Linked DNA regions of Homo sapiens: region 1 is linked to region 2. A link is an interaction called in ENCODE POLR2A ChIA-PET data of the cell type or tissue named here. Cell type or tissue: B cell. All regions are shown on one strand.

Region 1 (2,500 bases), 88 kb after region 2:
GGCAAGGAGGTTTTCTAAGAATAACAGTCTTAGGCCTGCTATGTTAATTCTTTTCTGTAGACTGTCATAAGTACTTCTTTTGTTTTGTTTTGTTTTGTTTTGAGACAGAGTCTCGTTCTGTCACCCAAGCTGGAGTGCAGTGGCACCATCTCGGCTCACTGCAAACTCCGCCTCCCAGGTTTCAAGCAATTCTCGCATCTCAGCCTCCCAAGTAGCTGGGATTCTAGGTGCATGCCACCACACCCGGCTAATTTTTGTATTGTTAGTAGAGACAGGGTTTCGCCATGTTGGCCAGGCTGGTCTCGAACTCCTGACCTCAGGTGATCCACCTGCCTCAGCCTCTCATAGTGCTGGGTTTACAGGCATGAGCCATTGCGCCCGGCCATAAGTACTTCTTTAATTAATCAAATTGTGGTGGTTAAAAGTGGACCCATGGGAGTGGATATTGAACAATTGCCCTTTCTTCCCCATCTTGTTTTAGGGAAGCAAAGAATATACGGAAACTTTTTTATTTCTGGAAGCTCTCCATGAGTATCTTCCCTCCCTGTAAATAACCTTGGCAAGCACCCTGGGTAAATTTCTTGCCTCTCCCAATTACTGCTTTACTCTGTTCTGTTCTTATAAAGTACAGTTTTTATTTCTAATAAACTAGTTTACTTTAGGAAGTATAGCAATCTGCTATAATATTGTGATGCATTTTAGAAGAGATTCTAGAAGCTTTCCATTATAGTTAAATACAATCTGTGTGCTGTTCAGATAGCTTTCTTCATAATTAATATTCCAGTATTTTGAATACTCCTTGAACAGTAGTCATTTGGAGTAGGAACAATATAGGCTTGGACCAACAGATAACTGGGCTTTTGAGTCTGGGCTCTGCCAATTACTAGTTGAGTGACTTTGCACCTGTGTCCTAAACCAATCTGAACTTCTGTTTCTTTATAAAATGGGATAATGATAGTGCCTAACTCATAAGGTTACTGTGAAGATTAACAAGATACTAAGTATAAACCATTTAGCATTGTATTTTTCATATGCTGAATATTAGTGGTGGCTGTTACGCTTGTCATCCTCTCTACATGGGGATAACAGTACCTATACTGCAGGGTTATTGGAAACATTGCAGGCACTATCAATGGTAGCTCTTATTGTTAATAATGTTTCTTTGGTACAAGGGCATTATTTCCAATTTACTTTGCTTTATGAAGATAGAGCTATATTTTTCTTGCTTTTATAGGGTATTTCAAGGTTGCCAAGATGGTGAGATATTTTGCTGTTTCACTGACTCGATAATTTTTATTGCCGTTTCAAACCACATACTGTAATTGGTATAGCTTCCAGTTCTATAAATTTCTATCTGATTTGGTTGTTTTCCTGCTTACTGTACTTCTGTAGCAAACAAGAAGCAGATGATGTAAATCATGAAGTGGGCAGATTAAGGTCTTTATGGGGTTCAGGTTGCTAAGTTGAAAAGGAACTTCTACCATAAATTAAATCCATTTGCTATGTAAGATAAAGCCCAAACTGAATTTGTATTCTGATATAGCATTGTGATATTTCATTTCAGAGATACAGATGCCTTACTGAACCTTTCTAGTCCCTGAATTTTTTTCCCCCCTAAAAGAAAGAGTATGTATGGTTTAATTAGCTATATTTGGTTTGGGATCATATTGTTCAGGGCCTGTGTTATTAAAAAATAACTTGTAAAATTATATTCATTGAAAATGTCATTGAAATAGCAAGATGATACTTAACTTTTAATTATAGAGCAAGAAAAACTTTCTTGTTACCCAAAGGGAACCCAAAATTTAAAATCAGTTTTACTAGGATATTTACATATGTGAAATTCACTTGGCTGGGCACAGTGGCTCATGCCTGTAATTCCAAGACTTTGGGAGGCCGAGGCAGGTGAATCACCTGAGGTCAGGAGTTCGAGACCAGCCTGGCCAACATGGTGAAACCCCGTCTCTACTAAAAATACAAAAATTAGCCAGGCGTGGTGGTGGGCACCTGTAATCTCAGCTACTTGGGAAGCTGAGGCAGGAGAATTGCTGGAACCTGGGAGGCGGAGGTGCCGTGAGCTAAGGTTGTGCCATTGTACTCCAACCCAGGCTAACAACAGCCAGACTCCGTCTCAAAAAAAAAAAAGAAATTCATTCTTTTTAATATGTACCTTTAATGAGTTTTGACCAACTCATATACTAACCACTACCACTGTTAAGATAATGAGGTGTGAGGGTATGATGTATGGTATGTAGATACGGAATGACCAAGAATAGTTTTTTTCTGATTTAAAATTTAAAATTAAAAACTTTTTAGCCAGCCTTTCATGAAAATAAAAAAAAGGTAGTCAAGCTTACTTACCTTTCTTGATATTAATCTCCTTCCTTCCTTTTCAAAATATTTAAATTTTTTAAGACAAACATATTTATGTTATATAATTGGCTTAGCCAAAATGGGAGTTAACTTTTCTAAAGATAGTCTTGGTAGATTTCATTTAAAT
Region 2 (2,500 bases):
ATGTCTAGGTACACATCTTTTTTATCATAAATTCTATGTAATACTTATTGAACTCTTGAAATTTGCAGCCTCAAGTGTTTCTTTAGGTCAGGGAAATTTTCCTCTGTTGTTTAATTGTTGTCTTTTTCCCATCTATCCCTTTACCCACTCTTTTTTGTACTCCTATTTTTATTAATAGACTTTATTTTTAGAGCGGTTTTATGTGCACTGCAAAACTGAGTTGTAAGGTACAAAAATTTCCCATAGACCTCCTGCCCCAACAGGTGCACAACCTCCCCCATCGTGCACCCCTACAGAGTGGGGCATTTGTTGTAATCAATGAGACTACATGGTCACATCATTATCACCCAAAGTCCATATTCTAGGACACACTCTTGGTGTACTTTCTTTGGGTTTAGACAAGTGTATAGTGACATGTATCTACCATTATAGTATCATACAGGGTAGTTTTCCCATCCTAAAAATGCTATATGTTCCCCTATTTATCCATCTTTCCCACTACTATTTTTCACATGTAAGATCTTTTGGATTTGTCATTCCAATCTTTTATTTTTATTATTTTATTTTCTTCTACTTTTTTGAGACAGAGTCTTGTTCTGTTGCACAGGCTGGAGTGTAGTGGTACAATCTCAGCTCACTGCAACCTCCGCCTCCTGGGTTCAAGCAATTCTCATAACAGCCTTCCAAGAAGCTGGGATGACAGCTGTGAGCCACCACGCTCAACTAATTTGTGTATTTTTAGTAGAGACGGGGTTTTGCCATGTGGCCAGGCTGGTCTCAAACTTCCGGCCTCAGGCAATCCATCTGTTTTTGTTTTCTGTACCACATTTCCTTCTCTATATTTTTTGCCCTGGGCTTTGAGATACTGCTTCAACTTGAGCTTTTGGGGAACTAATTAGTGTTTCAACAGTGAGTATCTTTTCCCTTCAATTTATCTACTAAATTTTGAATATAAGAGTTCTTCTTTTTAGTTCTAGAAAGTCCTTTGCTGTAATTTTTTGTTCAAGTTCTATTTCCTAGAAGTTGCCTGTTCTGTGTATTCTGCTTGTTGTTTCTATCTGGCTGTTAGTCTTCCTGAGTGCAGCGTTATATAATTTTGCCTTCACATGGCTTTATGCACCCTTGGGACTCAGATCTACTTCCTTAGTGTGCTTTCAGCAGCAGCCATTCAGTGAGCAATAAGAAGACACATACACGGCTGGGTGCGCTGGCTCATGCCTGCAATCGCAGCGCTTTAAGAGGCCAAGGCAGGTGGATCACTTGAGGTCAGGAGTTCGAGACCAGCCTGGCCAACATGGTGAAACCCCCGTCTTAATATAGAAAAATTAGCCAGGTGTGGTGATGTGTGCCTGTAATCCCAGCTACTCAGAAGGCTGAGGCAGGAGAATCTCTTCAGCCCAGGAGGCGGAGACTGCAGTGAGCCGAGATTGCACCACTGCACTCCAGCCTGGGCAACAGAACGAGACTCTGAATTAATTTAAAAAAAGAAAAAAAAAAAGAAGGAAAGAAAGAAAAGAGAGAGAGAGAGAAGAAGACACATACAGCTGGCAAGTTGTCAGTTGCTTGTGAAGAAACCCTTTAACTTCCAGTCTCCTCAGCTATAGAGTGTGCTCTGCCAGCCTCAGGAGTAGGAAGGACCCAGCCTGCTTCTCCAGTTCGCTCCATGGTCCCCACCTAGGGGCCAGGGAAACCAGATGATCCTCGCTCACCGCCCCCCCCCGCCCCCCGCCCCCCACACAACACTTACACAGGCTGTGGCTCCCCTTCCTCTAAGAAAACCCATAATTCACACACTCTAATCTCTGCCCCAGAGCTTTGCTGTAGATCTTCAACATCTGGTAGGATCCAGAGGGGAATAAAGTTCTTTCAAGACTTTCTATGCCCCTGCTGTGGCAGAGCCCCAGGCCTTGTTCATATCCTCCAAAATGTACTTGCCTGCTGCCCTCTCAGATCATCCACTCAGGACAGGTGGTTGGTAGCTGGAGTGGAGCAGAAGGAGGGTATCAGGGCCTTACATTCAGTCTCCTGCACTCCTGTAAAAAATATTTAAATGTTTGTTTTCTTGGTTGCTGTTTAAAATTATATTATTTTTCAACAATGTAATACATGCAGTTTTTTTAAATAGTAAGAGAACCAAAAAGACATAATCAATTCCTAGCCATATACCCATATGGCAGCCAAAAAGATGTGCTGCTCCTAAATCCTTTTAAGAGAGATGCTGCCACGGGGAATGCAACCAACTGACAGCCTTCAGCTGTGGGTGACTCTAGGCTCTGCCTCGGCTTTCTTTTTTTTTGTTCTTTTCTTTTCTTTTTTTGAAACAGGGTTTCACTCTTGTCACCCAGGCTGGAGTCAGTGGCATGATCTTGGCTCACTGCAACATGATCTTGGTCAAGAGAACTGTCACTTTTTGCCAAAAAGGGACTCTTCCATGGGCAATCTTTGTTCTATAGCTTGAACCTCCCAGGTTCAAGGAATTTTCCTGCCTCAGCCTCCTGAG

Evidence for each region. ChIA-PET counts read pairs that join two places held together with the same protein. Peaks named below come from ENCODE experiments on the same cell type or tissue, not always from the same donor. Only the 100,000 strongest peaks of a DNase experiment are listed, where the experiment ranks them.
Region 1: POLR2A ChIA-PET joins it to region 2 with 7 read pairs; 2 of 35 experiments call an interaction of 5 or more read pairs at or near these places.

The regions. Positions count from the first base shown.
Region 1 is chr1:222,683,762-222,686,261 of GRCh38, reverse strand. All of the region lies in intron 6 of AIDA (axin interactor, dorsalization associated), which reads left to right. Among named protein-coding and RNA genes, the nearest start is that of AIDA, 27 kb to the left of the region's middle. In B cell, no CTCF peak of the experiment used is centred here; no DNase peak of the experiment used is centred here.
Region 2 is chr1:222,771,479-222,773,978 of GRCh38, reverse strand. It overlaps LOC105372984 (a long non-coding RNA gene), which reads left to right and starts at 837. Exons shown (of 4, transcript XR_922641.3): 1 at 837-909. RefSeq lists a silencer at 585-634 and enhancers at 845-894, 1,385-1,484. In B cell, no CTCF peak of the experiment used is centred here; DNase peaks (open chromatin) are centred at 326, 908, 1,128 and 1,788; H3K4me3 peaks cover 1,394 bases; H3K27ac peaks cover 2,500 bases.